4 separate regions of the Homo sapiens genome follow, and regions 1, 2 and 4 are each linked to region 3. A link is a loop called in an ENCODE intact Hi-C map of the cell type or tissue named here. Cell type or tissue: endothelial cell of umbilical vein. All regions are shown on one strand.

Region 1 (8,000 bases), 340 kb before region 3:
TCAGTTTCTCATTTGTAAAAATAATGTGACGTCTCCAGTGTTTGAGGTTGTTATGAGGCTGCTTGATACCTAAATCTATGGTCTTTCCACGAGAGGAAGCTCATCTCCCTTGACCCCCACATCAATGGGACATAGCGGTAGGGTCTGGGGGCCCCTTGGCCATGGTGTCTGTCCTTTCCTCGCCCTGTGGCTCCTCCAGCCAGGGCCCGTCATGTGTCAGTCTTCCCTGGGAACCAGGTATGACTTCCCTATCTGCCTAACATGACTCAAGTTTATTTGTCAAACCCACCTCCTCCTAATCTCTTTCTAAATGACCCACCATCCATCACAACCAACTTGGCCACAGACGCAAATCCTTGACGCTACCCCTGGCCAGCCCATGTGCATTGACGTGGTATTATCAGGGCACTTCCTTCTTTAGGGATGTGGGAAGTGACTGTCACAAGAGCCTGGAGTTCACCCTGTGTGGAAGCCTCAATCACAGATGTGGGGTGGGTGACAGTTTGCCCATGTGCATTTGGGCAGCTCCGCTCTCTACCCTGGCCTCGCTGCTCAGTGCCCACTGCTATGGTGCCCAGAGCCCAGGGCTCTCCCTGCCCCAAACTGCTCAGTTCCCCACAGCATTTGTCATAGCTGACCACTCCATCTTTCTTGGAGTAAAGTGCTTTCACCATTTGACTCCTGGGACTCTCCACATTTTCTGCCAATCTCTCTGGCTCCATATTCTCAGCTTCCTTCCTTGGTTTTTCCTTCTCTTCCTGACCTCTAGGTGTTAGAGTGCCCAGGGGGCACCAAGGCTGTCTTTGGACGTCTTTCTTCCTGTCTGTAATCACCCCCTTGGCGATTTATCCCATCACAAGGGCTTTAATACCATCAACACTCTGTTTACTCCATAGCCTGGCCTTTCTTCTCAATCCCAAACTCATTTATCTACCGGCCTCCTCAGTTCCTCTCATACCGGTTGATAGTACTACCATTCACCCAGTTGTCAAGTCAAAAATCTGGGAGTCATCCTTGATGTCTCTTTTTTATTTGCCAAATTAAATTCACTAGCAAATCCAGTTGGCTCTACCTTCAAGATATTTCTGGATTCCACCCGTTTCTCATCATCTCCACTGCTATGATCAAGGTTCAAGCTATCATCACAGGTTGAATGGATTATTGCAATAGCCTTATATTAGGCAGGGTTCTCCAGATAAGCAGAACATACACACACACACACCCACACACAGATACAGAACACACACACACACATACATCCTATATAGAGATATATATTTCTTACTAGAAAGTCTACTGATTGTAAATGTTAATCACACTGAAAAAAATCTTACTTCAGAGAGCTTCTCCCACCACTCCTAACTCTTTTAACTTGCTTTCTCGTAGCACCTGTCATACATATCCATCTAAAGTTTTGCATCTTTCTGTCTCCTAGAATGTAAGTTCTATTACAGTAAAGAATTTGTTTTGTTCTCCTGAAACAATACCTGGCACGTCTATCCTATTGGATAGATCTATCTATGTGTCATCTAACTAAATTTATTTTAAAGAACTGGCTCACATGACTGCTGAGCTGGTAAGTCTGAAATCTGTAGGGAAGTTTGGCAGGCTGGAAATTCAAATTAGATTTGATATTGCAGTCTTGACTCTGAAATCTGCAGGGCAGGCTAGCAGGTGAGAAACTTAGGGTTCCTATGTTGCAGTCATTGAGGCAAAATGCTTCTTCCTGAAGAAAGCCTTTATTTTATTTTATTTTATTTTTGAGATGGAGTCTCGTTCTGTCACCCATGCTGGAGTGCAGTGGTGTGATCTCGGCTCACTGTAACCTCCGCCTCCCGGGTTCAAGCAATTCTCCTGCCTCATCCTCCTGAGTAGCTGGGATTACAGGCACCCGCCACCATGCCCAGCTAATTTTTGTATTTTTAGTAGAGATGGGGCTTTGCCATGTTGGCCAAGCTGGTCTCGAACTCCTGACCTCAGGTGATCCACGCGCCTTGGCCTCCCAAGGTCTTTTCTCTTAAGGCTTTCAACTGATTGGATAGGAAGCCCACCTACCATTTATGAAGGGTCATCTGCTTAATCAAAGTCTACTGATTATAAATGTTTATCACATAAAAATTATTTTCACAGCAACATCTAGACTGGTGTTTTATCAAACAGCTGGGCATCATGACCTGGCCAAGGTGACACATAAAATTAACCATCGCAAGCATCCATACAGATCTCCCTGGACCTTCTCCAGGCCTTTCTCCATGTAGCAGCCAGAGGAATCCTATTAAATTCTGAGTCAGATCATCATGTCTCTCCCCCGCTCACACCTACTAGTGGCTTTCCACTTCACTCAGAGGAAAACCCAAAGGCTTCTGCCTACAAGGACCATTTGGCATCCCATCTTTATCTTTGACCTCAACTCCAAAAACTCTGCCCTTCACTCTCTGAGTTTCAGCCACCCTAGCTTCCTTGAGGTCCCCCAAACACACGAAGATTATTTACCTTTAGGTCTTTGCTCTTCACCCCTCTCTTCATGCAGGTCTCTGCTCAAATGCCACTGCCTCAGAGATCTTTCTTGATCTTCCTCCCTCAGAGAGTTTCCCCATCACTCCTAATTCTCTTCTTTCTCATAGCACCTGTCATATATACACATCTCATTTCTTGCATCTTTCTATTAGAGTAAGGAATTTGCCAGTTTTATTCTCCCAAAACAATACCTGGCACATAATTGGTGCTCAACAAATACTGGATGAATTGAATAAATGGATATGATTCAAGTACCTATTCCACCAAGCACTAGATATTTAGCCTTTGGCCATTTCCTATTTCTCTGAGCCTTAATCACCTCATCTAGCATCTTGCTGGCATGTGGTAGGTGTTCAAAAAATGTATGTTATTATTGTTTTCATAGTTGTGAAATCACTTGTTTACTGAGAAACAGAATGCTTTTTGTGTTTTGTGTGCATAGAAGCCCCTAGGGCATTCGATTGTTTAATCAAAAATGATTAACTTACAGCCTATTATGTACTAGCATGGGATACAGCACTTAACAAAACAGACAAACCACTGCCCACAGGGCAGTTTGGTGACTTGGATAGGGAGGTGGGAATAGAGATGATGAGAAAGGGTTGGATTCTAGAGATTCTCTGAAGCCAGAGGCCTCAGATTTTGTGTGCTTGGATGGAAAGAGTGAATGAAGAGAGCAGTCCAGGACAACTCTATGGTGGCCCCAAGTCAATTGGTGCTGCCATTTACTGAGATGAGAAATGGGAAGGAACATGTCAGGTGAGTCTATCAAGAGCTGGGTCTGGACACATTAAGCTTGAGATGCCTGTTTGAGATGTGAGTAAAGGAGTGGGCCACAGATATAGATAGCGTGGTCATCAAGTGTATCTGGTGCTCAGAGACCTGAAACTGGATTGAGAGAGTGACAGGACGGAGAGGAAAGGTCCCAGGGCTGAGCTCTAGGGCACTGTAATACCTGGAGATGAGGCAGAGAAGGAGGAACCAGCAGAGTGGATGGCGGGGAAGGAACAGTTGATGAAGAACAAAAAGAGACTTGCGTCTTTGAAGCCCAATGAAGAAAGGGCTTCAGGAGCAAGAACATGCTCACTTGGTCAAATGTGGTTAGCTCTAGTAAAATGAAGACAGAGAATTGTCCTTGGATTTGGCTATATGGAAGTCACTGCTGACCTTGATAAGACCAATTCTAACAGTGGGGAGGATGAAAACCCGATTGGAATGAGTTCAAGAAAAGATAGGAGGATGGAAAGTGGACCCAATGCCCTTAACTATCACTTTACATCAAAGCATAAAACAGAGAGATGAAAAATTTAAGGAAGGATCAACACATGAACAGTTGATCTGGAAGACTCTGTAGGGAGAGTTGTATAAACCAAGATGTGATAGAATTCCCAGAAGCCCTCCAGATGAATTTGGTTTTTCCCCGGAGAGGTGGGTGATCTAACGAGTGGTTCTATTTTTGCTATGGTCACCAGGAAACTCAGAACCAAACTTTGCTCCAACATCAGTGACTGTACTAAAGCTCATTCAATCTGTGTCTTCCCCTTTGACTTACTTTCCCAGTCTACCCATATTGTACTGACCTTGTTACATAAGCATGTGCGCGGACACACACACACACACACACACACACGCACACACACCCGTCAGGTTTGTTTACAGGAATGCTTCCAAGGTGTAACACCTTTCTGGCCTGGGGTTGGGTAACAGGTATTTAACACAAATGTGAATCAGGGCTGCCCCCTGGTGATGGCAGGGAAGACTGCAGACGGGGAATGAGTCCTAATCCATTTCCCTGAGGCACCACCTTGAGAGTTAATGGGGTGAGCAGTCATTTCTGCGCTTTGCTTTGAGGGGTAACGGAGAGCCTCCCTGTCCCCGTGTCTGCGCCTGGGGGTCCTACCAGCATGACCGTGACAGTCAGCATCAGCGATGCGCCTTGGGGGTGCGGGGAGGGGAGGTGGTGTGCAGGGTCGTTACCGAAAAGCTCCTGCTAATGCCCGAGTCCTGGGGTTTGCAGAGAGGAGATGCGGAGGTGAACAGTGGGGCTGAGGGGAGGAGAGGAGGAAGTTCAGGCCCCAAGTGGGACCTGCATTGAAGTCGGGTCTTGGGGGCAGCCAAGGGCAGAGGGAGAACTACAAGGAGGACACGGGGCCCCCAGAGACCAGCTTCGCCCTAGTGTTCTGTGAGGAGGAGAGGTGCATGGCTCTGACCCGGCTTTCTCGCCCATGGCCACACGGCAGGTGTGAAAGGTGTGTGTGTGTGTGGTGGGGGTGGGGGTTGTATCTGTGTGTGAGCATGTGTGTACATGCCCCAAGCCCTGGTGAGAATGTGCGTGGGAACATGTGTATCCAGGTGTGCTTTTCGTGTCCGCGCGTGTCCACATGTGAGAGTGATTGTGTATATTCGTGTGTACTTGTGAGTGCTCTCGTGTGTGTAGGGGAGCGTGTTGTGTGTCCTTGTGTGTGAGGATCGTGTGCTGGTGTGTGGGAGTATGTGTATATGGGAGTGCTTTCTGTGTCTGTGTGTGTATCTGCATGTGAGAGTATGGGCATGTGTGTGTGAGCCTGTGTCAGCCTGTGTGCGTGGATGTGTGTGTGTGAGTGGCATATGGGAGCGTGTGCGAGTGGTTTTTGCTGTGTGTGTGAGTGTGTCTGTGACCGTGCGGATGTGAGGCTGTGTGGTGTGTGGGTGGGCTGGGAGGGAGGCCATATGTGCTGGGCAGTGCAGAAGGGCTGATGGGGGCAGGGATCCCATCTGACTCGGCGGCCCTGTGATCTGGCCGGGCGGGAGGTGAGGAGAGGTCTCTGCGTGCAGAGGTGGGGGCCGACTCGGGGAGGCGGGCCCGGGCGCAGCTGCCTGGAAACTGGGAATTCACGGAGGACCCGGAGCGCGCCTAGCCCACACCGTCCGCGCCAGCAGGATCGCCCTTCCTCAACTCCCTGTCTCGCCCAGCAGCCGGCCGGGCGCTGGGGCTTTGGAGTCAGGTACAGCAGAGGTCCACACGAATGAGGGGTCTTGGACAAGTTGTTCTCTTCTCTGAGTGTCTGTGCCCTGCACTGTGAGACGTGAATGACACCTCTGCCTTGAAATGGGTCAGTGAGGAGGGTGGAACGAAGGCGCAGTAGTGCCAGGAAGTGCTTGCTGGGAATCTGTGGTCTCAAGGCTGCAAAAGTGTGAACATGCGGGTTCCTCACACAGCCCCAGGAAGCATGGAACTTCCCCCTTTTTACAGAGAGAACCCTAAAGCGCAGGGAGGGCTACTAACCTGCTTCTGAGGGGCAGGCCACCTTGGCTGTCTCTAGCACCACACACCGGGCCTGTGTGGGTGGTCAGCAGATACAAAGCCCTCCTCACGTTTGAGATCCTCCAGAGGTATCCCCTCGTCCCCTCCAGCCTGGAACGTCCCTTCCAGGGGTTAAAGAAAACAATTGAGTGTTCATCTCCCACGAACACTGCCCCATGGAAGGCCCTGGATTCCTGGAATCCTGATCTCAAAGAAGTGGCACAGAAGATGGTCCAGGAGGCCAGTCCACCCCCCGCCCCCGCAGGAATAACAATGACCTGAGGGCATGTAATACAGTTAGGTGCCATTTTCCGTTCAGCCATCAAATATTTATTGGGTTCCAAGTCCCTGTAGGGCACCAGGGCTCAGAAATGGATACGTTCATCCCTGCCTGCAAAGGGTCTGTGGTTGAAGAGGACAGATGAGGACCGCGCCACGTGGCAGATGCACAGATAAGGACAATGCCCACGTAGCAAATGGGGGAGCCGAGGAGGTGGTGGGAATCCAGAAGGGGCACCATCTCCAGCCAGGAAGTGGGGGAGCTGTTGAGCAGAACCCTCCAGCCCTTTGCTGACATCTGCCTGGGCTGCCTCCCTCTGCCCTCTGCAAACATCATGTTTCCAGGAAGCCCGCCCAGACCACAGCCTTTCCTACTTTCCCCTTCTGGGGAATTCCTGCAGCCTTGGGCCCCCACCATGGAATTGAACATCTGCTGTCTTTATTGCTTCTGTTTTTGGTGCAAGGGACCCACCTCCACAGTTAGACTGCATCCTCTAGAGAGTACAGCCTCAATTGCACATTCCTCAGAGACCTCTCCTTCCTCCAGGGCCCCAGTGCCTAAGTGGCCCTGCCCAAGATCAGGATGCACCGCATCTCTGCTGATGTTCAAGTCTGGGGGTTCTTTGTTTGCAGCACCCGGGCTGAGCTGCAGAGGAGATCCTAACTGCTGAGTCAGGGGCCCCGATTTGCCAAGCAGGATTGAGTTTCATTAAGTGGGGATGAAATACAAATCCCCCACCGCATTCATGGGATTGATGTCCAAGACGCAGCTGCCATTTGTGTTTTCAAATTTGCAGTTAGGGATCATTGTGAAACTTGATTGCTCTGTCTTGGGGATTTTCTTAAAGTCCAACTCCACAATAAAGCCAATCAGATGGAACCATCAAATGTCAAATAGGAGCTAATGAACCATTCACAGGCTTGGGAAAGAAATCAGGCAATCTCTTATTTCAGGATTATCCCTTCCAAATATTGAATCTGAACTGTAAGCAGAATTTTCTATAATTGCATCCCCCTCCTCACGGGTGTGGGGATCATTGGCATTCACTTCATGTCTCTGTTTTCTGGAGAGAGGCTTGACAAGCCGACCCGTGGCTTTCCAGAGACTCACGTTCCTGGGGGCATCGTTCTGAGAGGGAGGCAGGGCAGAGGTTGCTGGGATTCCTTCTCTCCACGGGCTGGGCATGCCCAGAGCTTGCTGGCAGCCTCCACAGGAGGTGGGAGAGGGAAGTCTGAGGCCGGGGAGGGGGATCCCCTCACATATGTCCCACCGGGTACTTGGGTGTGGCCTCAGGAGGGGAGGTGGAGTCCAGGAACAATGTAATGTGTCTAGTCTCTATCTCTCTCTCTGCTGCGTTAACTCTGCAACGACAAGCATCTTTGCAGCAACTTAGTGTAGACTAATGCCTGAGCACATGTGCTATTTTTTGGTGCCTCTTTGACACATCTGGCAGGTGATTCGGGTTATGATGAAGGGTTTGCCATCACTTCTGCCTGCGGCAGTGCTGTGATGCAGAAAAATCTTACTCTGATCCTCATTCCTTTAGGAACTTAGGGTAGCACCAGGTGGGTCACTCCCTGCAGCAGAGATGGCTGATTGTCCATCAAAGTTGATCTGCCCTTCCAAACTAAACAGTTGTGGCTGGAAAGCAGCTGTCTGGCTGGGGACTTGAAGGTAGGCTTAGTCATGTGACTGGTTTTCATCAGCAGAATGTGAGAGGAAGTGATGTGTGCCACTTGTAGCTCAAGGCTCTTAAGAGGCCACGTGCCTCCTCCATTCTTATTTTCCCCTTTTATTGAGTGGTTTCCTGTGATGACAAGGCTCCTCAGGTGGCAGGAGCCAGGGTTCCTGAATCAACATATTTGGGCTGGAGATCGTGGTAGACAGAGTGCATTAAATGCTTCTGCATCTCACTTCTCC
Region 2 (8,000 bases), 140 kb before region 3:
ACCCAAGCCCCTGACCCACCATCCAAGCCTTGCACGACTGTCCATGAGTCTGTATACATCTGTCTTTACCACGGGCCACTTTTCTCTTCATGCAAAGTGGGTGAACAGTCCTGCTTCCTGAAGCTTTGCCCATTGGGAGGCAAGCTGACCTATCTGTGAGCCAAGCCAAGCCTTGGGATTTTTCCTTTTCTGTCATCCAGGAATGGGCCATAGTTGTGATCTAGGAGGGAAGAAGGGTTGCTGCAACAGTGGTGAGTGACATAGTGGGGGTGGGCCTGGTCATCTGCCCCTGCAGCTTGTGACCCCCGGCCCTGCTCATGTGAAACCTGGGGTGTACCTCTTCTACTTTATGAGGATTGTTGCTGGGCCTTCTTGACCTTATGACTTGCTGGATCTGACTGTACTTAGTTCAAGATTTACAGCTCTGCCCATATGGTCACTTGCTGTTTCATGTTCAGATGTTCAGTTTTCACCAAGTTTCAATAACTACCAGGAGCTGTTTTCAGAATGGTGTATAATCCTTTACTTACAATGGCATTGTCTCGCTCCTGAACCCTCAGGGTCTGCACTACTGGAGCATGCCCAAGGCACCACACAGCACCTTCATTCACCACAGCTGCCATTAGTGCCTTGAGATGTGCCTGGTCACGTGGCCCAAATGGCAAGGCTGCTTGTATTGCAGCCGGGAGCTGCCGCAGCTCTTTCTTGCCCTGGGTGCCACTCAAAATGGGCAGTCTTTTCTGCTACCCATTTTATAGATGAGACGTTTTGTGTTTAGAGAGATTGAATAACTTTTCAAAGTCTCAGAGCTAGTTCATAGTGGTTTGGGAGTCCATATATGCCAAACTCTGCTTCTCCACATTGCCTCTTCTACACTTTCAGGCCTATTTCCAGGATATCTATGAATAGAAGGAAAACTCACCTGTGGTTGATTGCATGTGGGTGAATTGGCTTGCCCTTGAAATGCCAGATGTAGATCAGTTTTAGCTTTTCAAAATAGCCTCTGACTCAGGTAACTGCATTGTTCAAGGACGGGAGCTGGTGCCATGTCCTACCCTGACTCAGGGAGTGATTCAGACTGAGAGTTGGCTAAATCTAGAAGGATTTTTGGATTGCATTATAACCTTTTAGGTATTCATCTTATCCTTTAGCTAAGAATAGATCTGGACCATGAACAAGCCCTTCTGAAATCATCCTCCTCCACTAGAGTTCTGAGCTTTCTTTCCATGTCCAATCTAGACAGTAGGGATCACTGCACGTTGAACTTTCCTCGTTCTTTCTTCTGCCCAGTTTGTCCTTGCATGATGATGTTCTCCCAGATGCTTTTATAGAGCATAAAGGGCATGATTGGCTCAGAAAGGTTAATTTTCTTGCCTAAGCTATTTATGTGGAAGCCAGGACTTAACCCCAAGTGGTTCAGCTCCACTGTGTTAGACTAGGGCTGTGCTCAATAGTTTTCTATTTACTGACAGCTATTGATGAGAAACTAACCCCTACTTGTTTAGCAGTGTCTTAGAGAATTATGACTTTGGGGGAATTGTATCAGGATGAGTATAGTAACAGTTTTGGATTTTATTCTACTTTATTTGATAAAATGAAGTTTTATTTGTATAAAGATTATTCTGGCAAAACTTTTAGTTTTTTTGGGACTCTGGACAGTTCTTTTAACTTTTGTTTATAGTGGCTTACAGATTAGTGGGAGGTAGACTTTAAGAAAGTATAGTAAAAATATAAATTACTGCCTTGGTGCTATTGAGTAAGGATGAAAAATAAATCACTGAGCCCTTTCATGCTAATATAATTCATTTCATATATTAATTTCACTTCCAAATATATGCATACATATATTTACAAAATAAACATATAGTTTTGACTAAAAGAAAATTTTAGGCTCCTTCTCACCCATCCTAAGGTCTTTTAGACCACCCAAGCAATTCACTTCTTGTCCACTCTGAGCATAGACAAAGGAGTTTGGAGGATTTATTTAAATGAGCAAGATCTGAAAGTGAGAGCACCTTCCAACTCCTTCTCCTCCATGGTTCATATTGTAGCTTCAATAATTTGCTCCCAGCGCTGTTCAAAAACCATATAAGCTTATATTCAAACAAAATTAAAAATGGATTTCAAACTTCATACCTAACTTGGGCTCCTGTCTCTTTTTATTTTCATCGCTGCTTCTCCACATTGCTGAAGTGATTGCCTCTGTATTCCAGGAGGAAAGAGAGGGTAATCTTGGCCCTCTTCAAGCATCAACACAAGCATGGAAATAAGACAATAAATCCTAATACTTAGACCATGTGATATTTGGGATGAAGTTGTACTGCTGCTCCATTAGCATGGCTGATCTGAACTGGCTTTAGTTACAGAAATTCTTGGAATAGATTCCTAGGTGGAAAGTGCTTTCTGTGGCTGGTGCTCTACAGAGATCCTGACCTAGGGAGTATTGTTTTTCTTGCTTAGGATCAGCCTCCATTTCTCCTAAGAACTCACAGCACCCTGGACCGTTTCATACACGAAACAGATAATGGGCCTCAAGTTTGCATGCAGACTTTCTGTTAACTACAACAGCCCCATCTCCAGTGTGTGCTTATGTTCCTTAGTTTCTCTGCCTGTCAGGCCTCAACAGATGCAAAATATTTCTGAGTTTGGGCTAAAGAGTGAAAATCCAGTATGATGCTGTCGTTGCTTTTTCCCTTCTCCTGACTGTTATAATTTGCTATAAGAAACGTCCAAACCAAGAAGTAGTTGACATTAGACACTTGTGGTGTTAGCACCAGAGGAGGTAATGACTCCCTGGGGAATTCAGCCTTCACTGTTCTTCACCTTCCGCTGGAAGTGAGTCCCGGCTACAAGCCTAAATCATTCAGGAGTGAAAGGAGAGGTCCCAGCTCGCCTCTCTATCTTTTGACTGTAGAAGAGTTCCAGATTTTTCCTTCAATTTCCAGATCTTCCCCAGAAATAACTTAAGTCCCGGAGGCCCTTTTCTAAGCAACCTAACCCGTGAGTCATTCCTGTGCTCCCTGTCTCCCACAATGATTGTATTCCTCTGTCCATTCACAATTTTAATTATGCCTCTGCTCAATGGGCTTCCCTTCTGGTTAACTTCTCCGGGTAACTCATTAAACCTCTGAGTCACACGTTCATTATTAAAGAAAGGACAAAAATGAGAGAACAAAAAGGAACTGTGCCCCAGGAGAAACTTAGGGGTGGATTACTGTGGTTAAGTGTAGCTGAGTAGCTGGAGGCCTTAGTTGCCTCTTCTCCCCTTTCAGGATGTGCCCTGCATGGCAGGATGCATCACAGGACTTAATACGGTGAGGTCATTGTTGTGGTTGGTTTTAATATGAGGGGTTTTTTTTTGTGTGCTGTTGTAGGACACAGTTTGCAATTCTGGTGAAAGTACTTTCCTCCTATTTAACTATGCCCTCTAAACTTAGGTGGTCTCATAACAATGATGGAGCTACTAATTAAAAAGAATTCCAGTCTTCACTTGTGCCTCTGAAAGAACATAGGAGGGAACCAATTCATAACCCACAGAGACACTTCTTAATATTCCCTTTCTTTTTTCCATCACAATTTTTCTAAAACGGCTCCCACCCCACCCCTACCCAGTCTACCAAGCAATTTCTTTCCTTCCTTACCTCTTTCCCAAGATAAGTTACTTTATTTCTTTCACCCTTGGATCTCCCTGTTGTAAAATGGGTTTCATTGTAGTACCTGGCTGATATGTTGTTGTGAAGATTAACTGAGATAAAACATGTAAATACTACCAACAGAGTGCATGGAACATTGAAAATGCTCCTAACAATTAGATGTTATAATTTTCAATTCAGCCTCCCCAGCCTCAATTTTGATCTTCTCAGTGGAAACACTAGAGAAAAAAAAAAAAAACCTGGAAGCTGAGAAAATGGTTCCTAAAGAATAATAACAATGGATATCATTTACCGAGTGTGACTCACGTCCCAAGCTTGTGGAACCATTTCTGTGCATTATCTTTAATCCTGACCACAACGCTGAGAGATAGATAGATACTATTATTACCCCTATTTCACAAATGAGGAGACTCGGACTAAGAGCGATGAAGCAACCTGCCCTGGGCCACAGCCTGTAGGCAGAGGAGCTGGAGTTCAGACCCTGGCCTGACTGACTTCCAAGTTCATGGTTTAATGGCTCTGCAGAAAGCTGCAAGGCAGTGGTGCAGCCAGCATCAGAAAGGCCAGTGTTCTCTGTGTGGGTTTTGACTCACAATGGCCATGACCCCCTGCTCAGAGACATAGGGCCTTGATGACGACTGGCCTGTCCTTGCAAACAGCTGCCAGGTTGGAGCCAGACCCCGCAGGGTGGGGTGAAACCACCTGGCCTGTGCCAAGGTGAAGTCTCTGAAGGCCTCCTTGGTTTTCAATGAGAGACAGAGAGAAATGTGTTTTTTTCTGCAAAGGTTGGCATTTATTTCTTAATAATCCGTTTTTAAAAATGTATGTGGCCTCCCTAATCAGCAAAACAAAGGCTTACTGTCCTTTTATGCATGCTAGAAAGTACTAATGAGTTCTTGGGGGTTTATCACTGACTCTGGAACAGAAGTAGAAGCCAGTATATCTGGAGTCAGTAAAAACAGGTTTTGCCAAGGTACTTCAGCTGCAAGGGAACCTTTAAATATTCCACACATCCAGCGCTGCATCTGTCCTGGGGAATTTGAGGATGAGCTGATGCCCTGCATAGGATGCCTGGTGCACACTCTTCTATTCCATGTCCTGGAACCTTGCGGGTGGGCCCTGCGCAGTCCTTTTAGATGTGTCACCTCGGGTGGTCTGCCATCTGAGGGTCTTCTCTCTGGGTAGAGAACCAGTTACACAACTCAGTTTCCCCAAAGGCCAGAATGGAATACTGAGCTTTGCACTAAGTGTAAGGGCCAATATGTTCTGGGTTCTGAAGAGTTAGCAGAAAAAAGGGCTGCTGCAGCCTTGGGTACTGTGATTGATGCCTGTTTTTTTGTGCAAACAAAAGTCAAATACCATTATTATTAGTGGCAATTCATTGGTATTCCTCTTCTTTGTCCTCTTCTTCTCCTTCTCCCTCTCTTGCATCTCCTTCCTTCTTCCTCTCATTATCCCAATTTTCCTCCTTGGTTTCTTTTAACAATAAAAGTATGTAGAGCAAGAGAGTATGTCGGGAAGATTTGGCAGATCATTCACTCATTCATTCATGTACTCATTCATTCATTTCTCAGACATTTATAAAGCACTTACTCCAAACTGAGCATGGGGTGGGGCTACAAATTCAAGTAAGAAATCTTTCTTATGGGATGTGCACAGTCTAGGAGGGAAGAGGCAGACATCTGACAATTACAAGAAGTAACATGTTCTGAGGACTCATTATGTACCTGGCATTGTGCTAAGTTACCCTTTAACCAGATCATCTCATTTAATCCTCATAGAAACACTCTGAGAAGAGTTTTAGCATTTTATCCTCTTATACATGAGGCTGAGGCAAAGACAGATTAAGTAATTGGCCCAAGGTCACACAGCTAGCAGGCCACAGATCTGACTTGAACCCAGGCAGTCTGACTCCAGAGTCAGTATTATTAACAGCTCTGCCGCTGCCTCCCTCATAATCACAGCACACAGTGACAAGTGTCACACAAGTGGGATCCAGCAGAAGTGAAATTTGAACCTAGTCTTGAAAAGTGAATAGGAGTTTTCAAGGCTGAGGAAGTCAGGAAAGATCATTGCAGGCCTAGGGAACAATGTGAGCAGAGACAGGAACACAGAAGATCCAGTATCCACAGCCCATAACCAGGAGCAGTGTCACGGACCCATGTGTCAAAGTTGGGGACAGGCAGGGGACTAGAGAAGACACCAGAAAAACAGCTGGACAGCTGTGCCTAGACTGCAAAGGGCTTTGAGTCGATTGCTCATGAGAAGGACTTTTGTCCTATAGGCAGTGGAATGACTTGACACCTTCTAAGAAAAGAGGGGAATGATTTGACTTGTATACTAAAAAAGATGATCATCATTTAAAAATAAATGATATTTTATATCACACGATCTTTGGGTGTCAGTAATATGAATAATAGGATTTTTTCCCTTTTGTTACTTTATATATTTTCCAAATTATCTTTAATGAACTTGTCTTGCTTATTTAAATAATGTGCATGTCCTTTACATGCATGTGCATATACACATGTAAAGGGTATATGTGCTGGAAAAGAGAGTTGTGAATTGGTGGCAGTGGAGAGGGAGGAGAGAAGTGGGAAGGGAACTTTCATGAGACTACATAGAAAGCAACTGGGAATGTCAAGGCTTTGGTGAAAGTCAAGGGCTTTGGTTATCAGGGACCAGAAGTAACTTGCTTCTGCTGATCCTTAACCCCACTTGAAGGGCCTCGCAGGCACTACACACTTCACAATGAATGAATGAATGAATGAATGAATGAACAAAAGAAAATGAAAGCAATGTGGTTGGAGAAGAGGGCATAAATTTGAGGAAGATTTTGGAGAGACAACTAGGAATCACATAATGGTGCAGCGAGGATGAGATTTCTACATTAAACATTGAGGAAGTTGATCACCCTCTTATCTGTGATAGAGAATGGGAGGAAATTCATGAAGTGAGAAGCAAGAGATGATGAAGATTTTGATTTTGAATATGTTGACTTAGGGGTTAAATTGATAAAATAAATTTAACTCTCTGTTGCAAAATCCAAATTGGATATAGAAGACAGATGAGCTAGAGAGAATGTATCTTCAGGGAAGATAGCCCTGAAGGAGAGCTGCTGCTTTATGGAAGGGCAAGTGAAATGCAGTTGAAAGCTGCCTTCAGAATCTTCCAGTCCAGTTTCTGCCACCTCCATTGTCAGGGAATGTCTAGTTGTTCACGTAATTTATTTCTAACTACATGTTTTGGTTACTTACTATTTAAATATATTGTATGCACACTGATATGGTTTGGCTGTGTCCCCACCCAAATCTCATCTTGAATTGTACTCCCCACAATCCCCACATGTTGTGGGAGGGACCAAGTGGGAGGTAATTGAATCATGGGGGCAGTTTCCCCCATGCTTTTCTCATGGTAGTGAGTGAGTTCTCATGAGATCTGATGGTTTTATAAGCATCTGGTATTTCCCCTACTGGCACTCATTCTGTCCCCTGCTGCTCTGTGAAGAGGTGCCTTCCACCATGATTGTACGTTTCCTGAGGCCTCCCCAGCCACGTGGAACTGCGAGTCAATTGAAACTCTTTTCTTGATAAATTACCCAGTCTCAGACATTTCTTCATAGCAGCATGAGAACAGACTAATACACACACCAAGTGCACATATAGTAAGTTTACAGTTTGTAGAATTTACATAAAATGAACACTGTTCTCTCATCTCCACCCAGACAAGAAGAGATCACTCCCAATTTCAGCACACCAGAAATCTTATTTGTGCCCTCTCTCAGTCATTGTCTGCCACCCATCAAACATAAACACTATTTAGGCTTATATTGCCATACTCTAATTTTGTCTCGTTTTAATCTTTATATAAATGGGATCATACAGTGTGCTATCTTTTTGGCCTTTTCCCCTAAACATTATGTTATGAACTCTATCACCATGAGTTGGATAGATGCAACTCCATCATAGCTAGAAGTGTAAGCTTGTTTTCCATGTTTTAAATAATTCTTAGAAGGGCATTTCAAATGCCCCCTTCTTCTTTCAGTATTTAATTGCTTTTATGGTCAAAGACTTTAATGTGTCTCACCATACTCTCTAAGTGGCAATACAGAAGCAAAGCTATGTGTTAGAAACGTGGGGATTTCCAGCACAGTCAGGAGCAGAAACTAGGGGATTGCATTCTAATTAGTTTTCTTCCTTAAAGTTCAAATGTGGTTAGAATGGTGACTGACTAGCTCAATATGCCTTCAGTTTCTGGCCAGATATATTACATGTTTAAACAAGAACATATCTCCCTGTTAACAAAGTATCATTTTTACTTATATGGACCAATAAGACCATTTTCTGT
Region 3 (8,000 bases):
ATCCTCTTGTTTCAGCCTCCTGAATAGCTGGGGCTGCAGGCATGCACCACCATGCCCAGCTAATTTTTATTTTTTGTAGAGAAAGGGTCCCACTATGTTGCCCAGGCAGGTCTTGAACTCCTGGCTTCAAGTAACCTCCCACCTCAGCTTCCCAAAATGCTGGAATTACAGACATGAGCCACTGCACCTGACCCCCTTCTGCCTAGAACTTTCTTTCACCTAATCTTTATATGGCTGACTTCTTTTCAGTCAGCAGGTAACAGGTATCAGTTCAGATGTTACCTCTTATTACATCCCCAGGCCATCCTGTTTTACTTTCTTCATAGCACCTCTTACCTGAACCATCTTATTTATTTATTTACTTATTTACTGTCTGTCTCCTCTGCTAGAACCTAAGTTTGATTTTAGCAGGAACCTTATCTGTCCTGATTACTGCTGTATCTCCAAAACCCAGAGCAGTGCTGATTTTGCATATCATGCATATAACGTGTATGCCTTTTACACTCAGTAAATGCTTTTGAATCAATGGGCAGTTGAATAAATGGATTCACTGAAAGGAATGCTTTCATAAAGGAGCAACTCTCCATTTTAAAATGGGGAAAAGAATTTCTTGGGTACCTATTCTTACCTGTGGAATGGAAACATAAATATTTGTGGAACCGAAACACACTAATGCATAATAAAGCTTTCAGTTGCAAATGCAATGGAGAGTGGTCATAAATGAATAGTAATTACAAGATTAGCATGCTGTGGGAGTCATATTTTAGGCCAACTCATAATTTTGAAATAGAGTTTGGAAAAGCGTTTCACCCAGGTTATGCAAGATTCATGGCTATAATCTGGTGGCAGGCACTAGCCTTAGGGAAGCCGGGCCTGCATTCAAGTTCTGGTTCTGCATCTTAGCCATGTGACTTTGGGCCATTCCCTTAACCCTCATGGGTCTACATTTACTCATATGTGGAATGGGAACATACCAACCACCATGGTGGCATGAGAGCTAAAAGAGGTGATGGATATAGTTCATACAGCACAGGGTAGGGAGAGGGGAAGAACTGTCCCCACGTGACCCCACTCTCCTGTGGCTCTGCACTCCAGCCCTGGCAGTGTGAGCGCAGAGGTCATGCCAGATAAATGTCTGCTGAGTGCTGGCTGAGGGACACTCACTCAGAAGCCAGCTTTCCACAAGCCTCACAGACATGACGTACTGGGGCTTGAATTTCACCCATGGCCTAAAAGCAAGGTCCCATTCTCTCAGCTCTCATTACTCAGTGTCTTCTGGGGATTTCCCTTGGACAGCAAGATAAGAGTGCCCAAGGTCAAGACCATCAGGAGATGAAGCCCCCACCACTGGAGGATGGACCGTGTAGGGGTGGGGAGGAGGCTGAGATTGAGAAAGGGCAGTGCTGTGGGCTGCTGTGGGTAACTACAGGAAGGCATCAGAGCCCTAGACATCTGTAGGTGAGGAAGCCCAGGCCGCAGTGCTGAATGGTTGGGGAAGAAGCTACTGTCTCCACCACAACAGGCTGTGCTGGTCTGGTCTGTGGAATGGCTAGTCATGGTTCCCTTCTACATGTGTCTCTTGTCGAGGCTGGCTGTGAAGACCCTGTGTTTAGGAAGAGTTGTATGGCATGGGGCAGGGGTGGGGTTCCCCAGCTCTTCTCCTTTAATGGTCTCTCATGTATTATGGTTACATATTGGGCATCAGAGAGCACTGCATGGTCCCTCCTACTTGATGGCTTTATGGTTCTCAGCCTTCTCCCTTTGGCGTAGAAGATCTGTCCTCTATGGCTAGCAGCCAAGAGGAGATTTCCACAGAGATTTCTATCCACTGTGGTCCTGCGGAGAGAAGTCGCACCTGTTAATGGCTGGGGATGGACAATTGCAAGGCGGTATGTGGGTGCACAGTCTCTCAGGCACCCTGTGTGTCACTAGGTCTTGCCAGTGTGTTTGGGAGGAGGACCAGCTGGTGAACATTGCCTGGCAGCAGTGTGAGCCACTGTTTTCCAGCTGCCATGATAGGACTGTTTCCAGATCACCAGAAAGACAGGGCAAGATTGGCGCCTAGTGTTGCTCCTGCTGGTGGAGGCTGTGGGCCAAATGGCAAGAGGACTAGATAGGGTGATGGGGGGCTGCATGACTGGACTCCAGTCCCACTTCTGCTTCTTACTGGCCATGGAACCCAGAGCCTCAGAGCCCTCATCTCGAAAATGAAGGGGTTGTTTGGGAGGCTGAGGCAGAAGAATCGCTTGAACTTGGGAGGCAGAGGTTGCAGTGAGCCAAGATCGCACCACTGCACTCCAGCCTAGGCTTCAGAGCAAGACTCCATCTCAAAAATAAAATAAAATAAAATAGATAAAATGAAATGAAGTGGTTGGATCAGGGCCTGGAGACAGCTAAGGTCCTTCTTGCTGTAGGAGTCTCAGAGGCCCCAGAGTGCATAGGCACTTTACCAGGTCCAGAAAGCGCTTGGCTCTGAGTGCTGCAAGGACCGCCCCCCACCCCCTCCACCCATCCTGCTAGGCTGCATTTAAGGAGCAGAGAACCTTGGCAGTTCTAACTTATCTGTCCCCCCACCCCCAAGGAGGAGTGCACCCTCAGGGAAGGGGACACTCTGTTTTTCACAGACAGGGAACTGTTGGAGTGGTGGCTTCGCAGCCCAGCTGGCCAGTCTTCTCTGGGGTGAGCAGCCCAGGTCCCCCCCCACCCCCTACCAGCCTTGGTATTTGCTAATTTCCCTTCCCAGGATAAATGCGTCACTATCACTCTTAAAATGAAGTGTCCAGATGGGAACACAATACAGATGTGGCCCAGTCATTCCAGAGGAATGCAAGAAAGCTGCTGAGATTGTCTAGAATTCAGGCATTTCCTCAGTGGGCTTTATCCTCTATTTATTCCATATCCATGACATCTTATTTATTTTTTTGTTTTTGTTGTTGTTTTGTTTTGTTTTTAAGACAGTCTTGCTCTGTTCTCCAGGCTGGAGTGCAGCGACATGGTCATAGCTCACTGCAGCCTTGAACTCCTGGCCCTAAGCGATCCTCCCTCCTCAGCCTCCCCAAATGCTGGAATTACAGGCATGAGCCACTGCACCCGGCCCATGGCATCTTATTAAACATCTGTCCGTTGCAAGCTGAGAAAGAGGTTTCTGTTTGTGCTCCTCGTGTTTGTTAAGTTTGCTTAATGAAGGCCCTGTTTAAAGGGAAGGACTGCCTCTAGCTCCCCCTAGAGGATAGCTGGCTGGGATTCCACAGCCTCAGCCCTGGGAGCACCTGTGTATGTCTCAAAGCAGCAGAGAGATTAATGACCTGGGTCATTTTGTTTATTAAAATATCACCTTGGGGGTTCTTTATACCATTGTAAAAATGGTTCAACTGAGTGCCTTCTGTCTTCTTAAGCCAGTGCCTCTGGACACTCTTCTTTGTAACTTGGGCACTCGGGGGCTTCTCTGGGCCTCTGCTTGCTCATCTTTAGAATAAAGTATTTTTTTTTCCAGTTGTAAATTAATTATATGGTTCTTTATATTAATTGTATGGAGTTAGATAAGGACTCATCTGTACAACTACAGCAACTGCGATTTTCGTATTCCCTCTTTTAGGAATTTATTATAAAAAGGACTCAACCTTTTCCTGACTTTATGCCTCCAAATTCCCATTTCTCACCCTCTCCTGACGTTTCGCCTTTCCCCACCCCCTCCCCGTGGTGCTCCAAGCTCAGTGGGTGGCAGCACAGCACGATGGTTCAGGACAGTGTCTCTGGAGGGTGCTCTGGGCCCGTCACTAACCAGCTGGGCGGCCCCAAGTGAGTCACATAACCTCTCTGTCTGCCTCATTATCTGTAAAAAGAGGATGTGGTAGCATTTGCCTAACAGCAAATGTAACTGATAATTAATGCATATAAAATGCTTAGAATAGTGAAAAATGGTGTTCAAAGAAGCATTCGTTGTTATTGTTGTGTTTCTATGGGGTGAGGTAGCCAGTAAAACCCAAGGTTAACACCAGACTGTTTTCCTCTAGGAAATACAACAAACAAGCAAGCAGAAGACATGGATCCTGAAGTTTCTTATGAGCAGGAGACTAGCACAGACCACTGTTCCTACCATTGGGAGGACAGCACACCTGGCTGGCTGCCAGAGTGGGCCTTGGGGAGTAGGAAAAGCCAAGGGCTTAAGAGATGGAAGATCTCCTGGGTCACACCCAGGAGACTATTCACTAGCTGCCCACTGGGCAATAAACACCAACTGAGGACCCAGGTGACACAAACCCTGCATTAGGTACAAAAAAAAAAAAAATCTGGTCATTGGAGGACTCAGGCCAATGGGGGAAATAAACTGGTCAATAAACAATCATAGTGCCCTGTAAGGGCTGGAAAAGGGCATCCTAGGAGTCTGCAGTTGATAGGAAGGGATTGGGAAGGGCACAAGGCCAAGAAATAGGACAGGCAAGATCCAAAGGAGTGAGGACTTGGTGATGTCAAAGGCTTCAGGGCCATTACAGGCAAATCCATAAGCCACATGCCACATAGGCCACCTGGCTTCTTAAAGAGATCCACACTATAAATTGGAGGTGAAAAGTTAGAAAACTACTTCTTAAAATGAGGTACAACAGTGAAGCCAAATTTATTTTGAATTGATTCTTTTTAAAAGACTGTAACCATATATAAACTCAAAATAACCACATTTCACCATGACACTGTTTTTAGGGGCCCAGCCAGGAATGAGGGTCAGTACCTTGGAGAGCTCCAAGGGGTTCCAAAGGGCTGAGGCATGCACTAGTTCAGCATGAGGCAGAAGCATAAGCATGAACCTACCAGGATCAGTGTGGGGCCAGCCCCTACTGGTGTGGGCTTCCATTGCCAAGGCTGGTGCTTCTCCTCTTAGATGGAGGTCCCAGGGACTAGGAGATGGTGGATGGGGGGCAAGGGACCTAAGATGGACATTTGTTATCTGCCCTCTCTCTGGATGGAGTCTTCTTGGTACCCAGGAGAGATCATTGCACTCATCCTGGAGTCAACTAGTGGGCCCTGATGCTAGGATGCTTGTGGAGTTTTGCTTTCTTACAAGTGGTTGATCGCACTTCTTCAGTGGAGGTGACTTAGTTATTTGAGATAAGCAACTGAAAGGATTGTTGCTGCCTGAAGGCAGAATCGAAAAACTGGGACAAGCTTCATAGCAGTTCTGCCATTTCAACCTCTTGGATGTGGATTTCTACAATTACCCAATCAGTCCAGGTCTTGTGGGCAGCTGGGGGACTATCTGTGAGATGGAGGGTGAGGCCTGACTTTGAAATGTTTGTTGTGGCTTTTGGCCCTGAACACTGGAGCCTGATTAAGTTTTATGCCAGTCAGGTATAAAACTTGACTGGCTGCAATTTGGGCAGCTGCACCCACATGCATCTGGTGTGTGCATGTACACTGTTCTCTTCATCAGATGGACATGTCGTTTGGATATTTCTCTCCTGGAATGAGACATTGAAAAGTAATTTATAGCTTCAGGAAAGTCCCCAGTCAAGCATGGACTCGGCGAGATGGTGATGTCAGCAGATTTATTCTCAGGGACCTTCCCCTTTTTCTTTCATCTGAACCCTCCTCCCATTCACTTGTTCCCCATGTGTTTACTGAGTGTCTTTTTGTGCACAGGCCCAGGATCTGCACCCACAGTCAACTGTAACAACCATATGGCCTAGATCATCTGGGACAATTCTGATTAAGGGGCATTTATTCTTTTCATTAAAAGTGATTTGTTAAATATATGGGGGAATGTGATTTGACTTTAGCTTTTGTAAAGCATAAATAAATTCATAAATCAGGGAAATAATCTTCAGTTGAATTACATGTCAGAATTTTGCATGCAGAAAATATGGTCACCATATATCTAAGACAGAGAGAGAAAACAATTTGCATCTCCTGGGCCAGTTCAATGCATTGGAAGAATCACCTGTATTGAGAAGGAGCCTGGGGTCACTGTTGATTAGTGGCACCTGCCATGGGCATCACGTGGCAAGTGATGGCATGAAGACCGTGTCTTTGGTACCACCTGTTTCTGTTCTGAAGGCCTACTGTCCTCACACTGTTCCAAGTCTCTCTTATCAATATAAAAAGCTGTCTGAGCCGTCAACAATGAAGGGTTATTAACCCTAACATGGTAACCATCCCAGAGGCTGGAAGAGACCTGTGCCTCAACTGTGCCTTCATGGATAGGCCAGGAGAAGGGAATATTTTAGGTCTCAGCACTCCTTGCACAACACATAGGAGCTGTGCTCTGAACCCCAAATTGTGTTACTTAGCTTGAGACCACCTAGTAATGGGAAGAGCCTGGTGTCCAGAGGCAGACAGACCTGGCTGTAAATCCTGAATTCTGAAGCATCAGCTGTATGACCCTGGGAAGGTTACTTAACTTTTCTGATCTTCAGTTTACTCCTTTTCAAAATGGAAATAGTAATTCCTACCTCTTAAGTTTATTATAAGAATTAAATCATAGAACACATTTAAAGCCACTGTGGTTTTGCCTGCCACATAGCAGGTGCTCCATAAATGAGATCCCTTATAACAACTTGTAAGAACTGCAGGCTCCATCCCTTGCTCCATATGGGCCGTTTGAATAAACCTATTTTAAGTAATGGATGTCACACATAATTTGGGCAATAATTCCATTTCACTTCTACCCCCAAATCTGAAAAATAAATAAAGGAAGTTGACCTTTACTAAGTGATTTGGAATTTCACTGGAAGGTTCTATAATTGCTAGTTAACAGGCCTGGGAAACCAGCTCTTGTGCTGTAATTGGAGGTGTGCAGGTCAGGACATTTAATTATGGCCTGGCCGCCTGGAATAGAAAGCTTGCCACCATGACAACACCTTTTTGCATCTGCCTGATTAAGTCAACAAATTGTTGGTTCCCAGCCCAAACTGGACTGTGACAAGTGCTTTCTTCCCCTGGATTCTGCCTGTCATGATGTGCCTGTCAAATTTCTTTACAAAGGCCAGGCTCAGGTAGGGGAACTCAATAGAAGGAGGAGAGGACACAGCCCTGCTCTGGAGATGCCTGCAGCCTAGTGGAGAGGATGAACTGGACCTTCTGGGGAGCAGGAAAGGCATTTTGTGGTCTTTGGGGCAACCCAGCTGAGTGGTCAGGAGAGCATGCCCTCTGGAGCCTCAGGTTCAAGTCCAGCCCCACCCCTTGTAGAGGTGTGTGCCTTGGGCAAGTGAGTCAACCTCTTTGGGCCTAGTTCTTGATCTCTACCAAATGGGGGTAGTAATCTTACTTTATAGGGTTGTTGTGAAGATTAAATGGGGGTAGTGTTTATGAAGTGCTTAGGACAATGTCTAGCCCATAGTGGATGCCCTGTTAGTGGTTGATAATATTATCAGATTTGTGACTCTAATTTTCTGGAAATAGCAGTGACTTCTGGGGTCCAAGTTATAAGGAAAGTCAGCATGGGCTGCTGAGTGCCTCCTTCACAGCCTCCTCCTTGGCTGGAGCCTCCTGATGCCTTCCCCCTGCCCCCCATCATGACTACACACCTTGGTGCCTTTGCCCTGATCTTTGTCCCCTTGACTTCCTGACCTATTCCCATGCATGTGCTGTTCAGATCCAGGGCAAGCATCACAACCGTCATGAAATGCTTCCCCAGATGGGGTTAATTGGCCCTTCTCTTGACCTCCCAGAGCATCTTTCACCCAACAGCATTGGCCCTTTCCACGCTGTGCTATGGAGATCTGTTTCCTTGTGACTCTGTCATCAGCCCCAGAGACACGCAGGCCTGCGTGTGCATTCTGGCTCACACCTTGCTGGAGGTGACAGGCTGGGAAAATCGCCTCCCATTTCTGCCCTGTCACTGCTTATCGCTACACATTGGAACAACTGCCTGGCAGGATTCTGTAGGGATCCTGTGTCTGCCCTGTAATTCAGTCTCCATACAGGTCCCTCCTTCCCTCACTCCCTCTGTCTCTCTCTCTGTACCTGGCAGGGTCTGGCACTCCAGACAGGTGAAGTATGCTGGTTTC
Region 4 (8,000 bases), 97 kb after region 3:
CCACACACACCATGTTTGTCTCTGGAGGTGAGAGTGAAACAACCCTTATTCCCATCAGCTGACACGCCTGGGCAGATCCTCTGTGGGATGCTAAGCCGGGTGGCTGGGGCAGGTCCGCTGTTCCCATTCCAGCAGGGTTCAATCTCTGTCATCTAACACTTCATACCAGTGTTATTGAAGTCTCACTAATAATTACCAGCACAACAGCAAGTGTTAGAAGCATTTGCCATGCTAAGCACTTTACGTAGATTATCTTAATTCTCACGACAACCATTTGAGGTAGATGCCATCTTAGTGCCATTTTACAGATGAGGAAGCTGAGATTTAGAAAGATTCCACGACATAGCAAGCGTAGGGTACAGACCCACGGCCAGTCTGTCTGGCCTAAGCCTGTATTCATCCCCATTGCCCACAGTCGCCTCACTGCCCCAGAAGCCCAGACTCCTTGGCAAAGGCCCTGGTTCCACCACTGGCCACCCTATGTGGGACATTCAGTGCACCAGACCTTGGTTCCACCCCTCTTTAAAATGGGCTGGATGCCGCTGAAGGGCCCTGCCAATTTCCCATATGGAGAAGCCGTGCTTGGGGGATTCCGAATCCTTGGATGCTAAGATACCGGTCATTCTGATTCTGGGATTTCCAGATTCTGGCCACAGATTCTAGGGTCCTGGAATCCCATGATCCCCATAATCTCTGATCTCCACTAGAATGCAGGCTCCAGGGGGACATGCGCTTCCATCCATGGGTGCCCTGCTGTGTGCTAGGGCCCAGCACAGCCAGAGCCTGCCGTGAGCTAGGCGCTCAGTCAGCGTTTGTTGACTGAATGACTGACTCACCCTCCCCTACAGTCAATGTCCATCCTCTGGCCAGGGTCCATGCCTGAAATGTGCCCAGTCCACATATGGTGGGCGACCCCTGGATAAACAGGCAGAAAACTTGCCTCTGGTCCTGCTCAGCCACTGATCTGCAGCATGGTTCCAGGCAAGTCACCTAACCTGCCTGAGCCTCTCTTTTCCCAAGAGCACTAGACAAGGAGTCAGAGAAACACACCAGGCTTATTCCTGCCTCAGGGCCTTTGCATGTACCAACCCCGTGCCTGAAATCCTTGTGCCCCTGCTCCCTCACTTCACCCAGGCCTTTGCTCAGATGTCACCCCTAGAACCTCATCTCCTTAGAGAAGCCTTCCCTGATCACATCAACTCAAGCACCTTCTCTAGTCACTTTCTCTTTCCTTTCTCAAGTTGTCTGTATTTTCTTTCATAGGGCTCATTACCACCTGACAACATTTCTTTGTTTGAATGTTGTCTGTTTCCCCTATTAGAATTTAAGTTCCAAGAGGACAGGAGTTTTTCTTGTCTGATTCACCGCCTAGAATAGCGCCTGACACAAAGTAGGTATTCAACAAATATTGGTTGGAGGGAATAAGGGAAAGAGCGTCGGAAAATGCAAGCTCCATGGGATCCTCCCCTGCCCAAGTTCTGGTCCCCAGATGCTGAGCCACTTGGGCAGCTCTCTCCTGGCTCAGCCTGAACTCCCACGAGACCCAGAACCTTCCCCCAGGTACCACTCTGGGTGCCTTCACCATGGGAAACCAAGGTCACAACTGCGTGCCCTCAGAGCAGGACACAGGGCAACCAGCTCTCCCCAAAAGAGAAGACTGCCAGGCCGAGGCCTGGGCAGAGCTGGCTGTGTGCTGCTGAGTAAACATACTCGTCTTCCACAACGTGCGTGCAGCTTGAGGCCTGCTTTCTGTTGCTGGCACTCAGACAGCCAGGGGAGAAGGAGAGTCATGCCTGAGAGTGACAGAGAGGAGGAAGGCAGTGGTGTCTGATGCAGCCTGGCTTCTAACCGGCTTCGTTCACATCTCCCTCTCCTGCCCCAGCCCCTCTGAGCTCCCCACGGCTTGTTACTGCCTGCAGGAGGATGCAGCCTCTCAGCTGGAATTCAGGGCCCTCCGTGACCCAGACCTGCCTGGATCCCCAACCTGCTTTCTCCCAGCAGGGTCCAGGGACTATTTCCCAATGCACCATGACCTGTCCCATCCCCCAGCTTTGTTTGAAGCATGCTGTCTGTCCAGAGGGCCCTCCCACTGCTCCTCCTACAAGAAGCCCTTTGTGGCCACACCCACTCATGAGATCTCACCCTCATCGGGGCCCCCCAGCTCTTCTGGACTCTTCCACTTCTAGGGGATGCTCAGGAATCTAGATGTAGCTCCTTCTGTACATGGTGGGTGCCCCCAGCCTGTGGGAAGTGCTGATAGGTGGTGATGGGGGGAGAGCTTGGGTGGGGCAGCAAACTCTCTCCATCCTGTGATGATAAATGAGGTAATGGACATGGCCACGCCTTGTAAACTGTAAAGCACTGTCCTACCTTGGCCCAGCCCCCTTATCTCTGGCTGGGACTTTTGCCCAGCATCCCCATGGGCCTCCCTGCCTCTGGGTTCACCCAGCCCAGCCAGCCTCCCTATCGAGCCTCACCCAGCTCTGATCATTTCCCTTCTTCCTGCCCACCTTGCTGGTAGGTTCTGGCCTCAGAGGCTAAGACTTGCCCTCAGCAAGCCCTCCCTGTGCTCCCTGCACCCTGCCCGGCCTTTGCTGCTTTCCTCCACATGGAGTGTGCTTCTGTCACCCTGCCGTTCTCCTGCTTCAAGGACTACCTCAAACTCTTCCTTCAGATTTCCCTGCCCACTCCAGGCATGATCGGTTGCTCGGGGCCCCACCGTCCACTTCCATGTGAAGGCACCTCTCACTGTGTCTCATTCCCTGTGTATATGTGCAAGTTCCTCTGTGGCTTTCGGTTTGGGCCTGACATAGAGAAATGCTAAGGTGAAGGTTTCTCCTGGCAGACAGGGCTGCCTGCTGAGGATATTATAGGCATGAAGCCTGGTGTTTGATAAACTTCAGTTTATTGAGGCCCAACCATAGTCCTAAGGGTCACTCTCATTTTCCCTATGGTAGCACCAAGATGCTGAGGGCCTGGCTTGAGGTCACATGGTAGCATGCAGCAAAGCCGGCCTGGGGACCCCAGTCTGATTTCAAAACTCTCCTTCATATTGCATGACCATGACACAGTAAAAATACCAGGCCTCTTTCTAATCCTTGGCTGTCAATAAACTGCCTTGGGGATTTTGTCTTTTTGCCACCCAGTTCTTCCCATGGTTCCCATGGGTGCTGCCATCACAGCCCTGACAAACAGTTGGCTGGTGCGTGAGGACCCCCAGTCCCCATCCATCTTCCCACCCTCCCCAGGCTTGCCGTGGGTCCCCTTCAGGTCGCCTGGGCCCAGGCTGAAGACTCAGGCTGGACCTGGCATGTCTCACCAGGACACGTCAGGGAGTAGGGCAGCCCCATGCCCAGATCTGCCAAGCCGCCTCCTATCTCTGACATCCATGCTGCAGATCAATAAATCTGTCTCCTGCTCTTCTCTCCTGACCATCTGTTTTCCCTGGTGGTCCCCAGGGAGTCTGCCAGGCTGGCTGAAAGCTCCCAGGTCGGAGAGAAGAAGCTATTTGGGGGCCATCTGTTTGAGAGGTGCCTCCGGCTGGGGTTCCGCAGCTGAAGGAAGCAGCCCAGGCAGTGGGGGGCTGCCAGGAGGGGACAGCAGTTAGGGAGCTGAGAGCCTTCGTTATCTTTAGGCTCAGGGCCAGGGTGTGCCAGCTCCCCCGATGCCAGCAGACCAGTGAGATGCCAGGCCTGGCTGCACCTTGGACATGTCGCTGGGGCAGATGGTGCCGGAGGGAGTGGGGAAGACAGTCTGAACCTCAACACCTCCCCCCAGAAAACTCCTTTTAAAACACATACACACACACACCCTTAAAATTGGGTTGCCAGTGACAACCTGGCATATCATCTTCTTTTTATATTATTCTTAGCCCCTCTGTTACCATAGCAACTGAACAATGCTTTTAAATATAGCAGTTAATTTTTTCAGCTTCAGCAACAAAGTTTTGGTGCTGTCCAGAAGGCCAGTGGCTGGTTTCTCTCCCAGGGGCCAAGCCCTTCAGACTCATCTCTCCCCATGTCAGCCCCAGAGTGTGAGCTGGGGCCAGGTGTCCTGAGGCCAGCAGGGACCCTCTGTGTCCCCTGACCTGGCTACCCTCTAAAGTCAAGGTGTAGTAGAAAGAACCCGTGTTCTGGAATCAGCAAACATGGATCCAAATCCCATCCCCTCATCCCCCCTGCTGTCCTTGAAATCTTTGCTTTTCCTCTTGGAGCATTAATTTCTTTATCCAGTCATTAGAGGTGACAGTATCTGCCTCATAGATTTCAGTGAGTCTTAAATGAGCTAAAGGAGGCGAAGGTGGCATGGTACCCATGGGAAACACTCAATAAATGCATCTTTGCCTCTTTTCCTGTCTTCTTCCCGTCCTCCACTTCTTCTCCTCTTTTCTCCCTTTCCATCCCCACCTCCCTCTCTCTTTTGCCTTTTTCCCATCCCTTGCTCCCCACTGCCTTGAATTATTGATGTTAAATTCCCAGCCAGTAACATCAGAGGGTTAAAATCCATAACCAGCCTTCTTCCAGCCTCCCCTCGGATCACCCTCCCTCCCTGAGCTGGTGAGCTCATCGGAGTCATAAATCATACATCAGGGCTTGAGAACCCGGGCCCCTGTAGTCCAGCTGCTGAGCAGCCCTGGGCAGGAGGCAGTCTTCTGGAAGGGCTGGCAGGTTCTGAAGCCATGAGCAGATGAGGCACCATTATCAGGAGCTTCTCTTGGAAGGGGAGCTGACAGCCTGTGGCCCACTGACCAGCAGCATTGTTTCGGGGGGCTCTCAGCTCCCTGCCACCCTCCCACCATCATCCTGCAGCTCTCTCCAGCCCCTCCCCCAGGCTTGCTCATCACCCACTCATTTCCCTGCATTCCAGAGCTCAGCATGGCAGGTCTTAAAACAATAGAAAGCCAAGTTTCTAATGCTCAGAAGCAGTCAAAACATGGCATGGGCTGCCCAGCAGGTAGTGAGTTCCCTGTCACTGGAGAGTTCAAGTAGAGGCCGAACATCCAGGGGGCTGGATGTTGTGGGAAGAACTGTAGTACCAGGTTACAAATTTAATAGACTCTTGTCTCCACCTATGATTCCATAATGGAAACAATAATGTTAAAATCACCATATAATTTTGCAGAACCTTGGGGTATTTGGTGATTATCCTCATTTACATAAAAAGTTAACTTGCCCAGGGTCATTTAGCTGATAAAGAGGCTGACTGTGAATCCAGAGCTCTACATGCCCCATTATTCTCCAAGTTAAACTTTCGTGGCTGAAAGCTACTTGGAAGAACATTTATTGAGCAGCGACTGCATGTGACTCTCTGAGCTGAGCCCCAGGCAGGAGGCTCAGGGACTTGCAGAAGCCAGAGACTGCTCTCTGAGAGTTGGCAGTCCTATTCAGGGACAAAGAGCAGACCCAGAAAGAGAAAACAAGTGCTTTCAGGGCAGTGGGAGCTCAGAAGAGGGAGTGATGCTCTGGGCTGGGGCGCAGATCGGGGGTGGGAGGACACTGCAAGAGGGGAAGGTGTCCGTGCCTACCAAGCCTGCTGCAGGCCATAGGCTCCTGGGGGCCTTTTATTTCTTACTTTATTTAATCCTCCCAGGGGCTCTGTGAGAATGGCCCAGCATCCAGTTTTGACAAATGCTCTGCTGAACTTGTCAAGGTCACACATCTCAGAAGTGGAAGGACCACGTGTGTCTGACACCAAGACTTCCACATCGGTGGGAGGTGGCAGAGGGAAGGACAAGCCTGCCCCGCTGTGTCAGGAGGCCAAGGATCTCCTGTCAGGCTCCACTGCCTGAGGCCAGCATGGGCAACTGGCCAGGAAGGAGGTGATGGCTGAAAAGGCCTGGTGGCTTTGGCCTCCAGCCTGGGAGGGCACCAGTTTGTTGCTTCTCCCCAGGGAGGATGGAGGGAGGAACGGTGTCTATGAAGGGAGGGGCTGCCGGGCCATGCAGGGGACCAGCTCTGGCCTGTGATACAAGAGACCTGGGACAGGTTGTGGCTCTGTTTCTGGTTTTCTGAGACCCCTGAGGCAGGTCAGCTCAGGACGCTGGTTTCCCTCTTCACTCAGAAGGGCAGAGCCTTTATTGTCCTGCGCATCTCATGTGCTAAAGTTAATTTGTCACTGTTAGCATCGGCCCTGACCATCTGCCTAAACCATCGGCCAGCCACAGGTGCCCAGTGTCCCCTTACCCTGCTTTGTTTTCCTTTTCGGTGCTTACACACCCTGATGTTACATTCTCTACCTCTTCATTTATACTACTGCCTTTCTCTGCCAGGAGACTGGAAACCCCACAGAGGCAGGGCCTGGCCTTCGTCCAGGGCTGTGTCTCCAGCACCTGAGCAGTGCCTGGTGCGCACAAGCAGTGGGCGCATCTTTACGGAATGAATGGTGCATGCGACTAGGGCGGCATGCCTCCTTCATATCACCATGGCCCTGTTCCTGCTTCTCCTGCCACTTGTCGCAGGGCACTGTAACTGCATGTGTCGAATCTGTCTCTGCTTCACGCAGTGAAATGCTGAGGCAGAGCACGGAGCACAGCCTGGAGCAGGTGCTTGATGAGTACTTGTTGAAGCAGTAGAATAAAGTGCTCTCCTCCCCGGACCTCAGTTTCCCCATTTGTACACTGAGAGGGTAATCATCCTAGAGGCTTGTTAGCCACCCTCCCTCAGTGACATTCTGGGATTAGCGACCTGCTGGCTGGCGTTTCTGCACCTGCACCTTGGTGTGTTTGCTGCCCTGTTTGCCACCCCAATGCATGTCCTGACCTCCAAGGTTGGTCACCGCCCAGAGCCTGCCTTCCCTTTTATGAGCAATTAAAACCCCAGAATAGCCCATTGTTTAGAGTCAGGTGCCTGGACCCTGTATTTATCTCCAGTGTGCCGAGTGTGCTCGGGCCCCTGCCAGCCACGTGGTGGGCATCGTTGGAACCACTCGGGCCGCTCAACACAGAGAGCCTGTCTCTGGCATCGGGAGACAGCCAGCTCCAAGGGGTAGCAGGAAGGACGAGGAGAAGGCATAAAAGGGAACCAGCTTTTACCGAAAGCCGGGCATTTGACAAATGCTTTTCATATGTCTTCACAAAGGCTATGCAGGATCGGTGTTATCAACCCCATTTTATTGCTTGGAAGTCTAAGGCTCAAAGAGATCACCTTCCCATGGAACTTCCTCAAACTTGCAGAGCTTCTAAGGGACAGAGCTGGGATCTGAACACAGGACTGTCTGGCCCCAAAGCCCAGGCTTTTTCACCGTGCTCCTTAGTGTCTGCTGGGTGGTGGTGGTGCTCGGCCACCATCAGCCCATGAAGCTATAGCCCAGCAACTGCCAGTGAGCGAGCTGGAGAGGGAACCAGTAGACGCCATGGATGCTGCCATGGGCTCTGCATTTGCAAATCACCAGCCTTGATTTCTGGCCTCTTCCTGGCCTCCCCGTACCCTCTGCCTGTTCTTCTGGGTCCTGTCAAATCTCACCCCTCTCTGAAGGAGATATCATGGCCAGGCATAGGCCTGGGGCTACTAATTGAGAGAAGCCAGGAACTTGTGACCAATAGTGCGCAAAGGGAAGGGAGGGCACTAGAAGGCCAGCCCGGTGGGTGGCAGTGGGGACTGCAGTCTAGGCCCGCAGCAGAGCGGAGAGTCCAGAGAAAAGGGCTGACTCAGGGACATCTTCGAGGCACTACCGCTTACCAGCCAAGCAACCTTCAGCAAGCTGGTTGATTTCTCCGGTCTTCAGCTTCCTTATCTGTAAAGTGAGAGTAGCGATGGTGACTATACGATAAGGCCCTCTTTGGGGAGTCAGTGGAGTAATCCATGTCAAATTCTTAGCTGAGAACCTAGCAGGAATCAGGTCCTTAAGAAGCTATGATCAGCCGCCATCCTATGGTGACCACTGCTGCACGGCCACAGGGATTGGGGAGTCAGGCTTGGGGTGTGAGGCCACGGCAGGACACAGCACCAGTGCCCAGGAATAAGGTGGGTGCTTGGCCTTGGGAACGAGACAGACACATAGTT

Evidence for each region. A loop is a pair of places that touch in the nucleus more often than their neighbours do. Peaks named below come from ENCODE experiments on the same cell type or tissue, not always from the same donor. Only the 100,000 strongest peaks of a DNase experiment are listed, where the experiment ranks them.
Region 1: it touches region 3 in a loop (3-fold over the local background); 7 of 110 quality-filtered maps call a loop at or near these places.
Region 2: a loop joins it to region 3, with 6 times the contacts of the local background. A loop is called at or near these places in 4 of 110 quality-filtered maps.
Region 4: a loop joins it to region 3, with 2.5 times the contacts of the local background. A loop is called at or near these places in 4 of 110 quality-filtered maps.

Annotation. Positions count from the first base shown.
Region 1 is chr1:42,143,298-42,151,297 of GRCh38, reverse strand. No RefSeq gene overlaps it. Among named protein-coding and RNA genes, the nearest start is that of GUCA2B, 6.1 kb to the left of the region's middle. In endothelial cell of umbilical vein, a CTCF peak has its summit at 4,269 (motif pointing left); a DNase peak (open chromatin) is centred at 4,247; H3K27me3 peaks cover 2,222 bases.
Region 2 is chr1:41,950,856-41,958,855 of GRCh38, reverse strand. It overlaps a transcript of HIVEP3 not described here. Among named protein-coding and RNA genes, the nearest start is that of HIVEP3, 36 kb to the right of the region's middle. In endothelial cell of umbilical vein, no CTCF peak of the experiment used is centred here; DNase peaks (open chromatin) are centred at 3,245 and 4,005; H3K27ac peaks cover 2,266 bases.
Region 3 is chr1:41,807,386-41,815,385 of GRCh38, reverse strand. All of the region lies in intron 1 of HIVEP3 (HIVEP zinc finger 3), which reads left to right. Among named protein-coding and RNA genes, the nearest start is that of HIVEP3, 110 kb to the left of the region's middle. In endothelial cell of umbilical vein, a CTCF peak has its summit at 3,250 (motif pointing left); DNase peaks (open chromatin) are centred at 2,795 and 3,185; H3K27ac peaks cover 1,478 bases.
Region 4 is chr1:41,710,679-41,718,678 of GRCh38, reverse strand. All of the region lies in intron 1 of HIVEP3 (HIVEP zinc finger 3), which reads left to right. Among named protein-coding and RNA genes, the nearest start is that of HIVEP3, 200 kb to the left of the region's middle. In endothelial cell of umbilical vein, no CTCF peak of the experiment used is centred here; DNase peaks (open chromatin) are centred at 4,598 and 4,838; H3K27ac peaks cover 1,498 bases.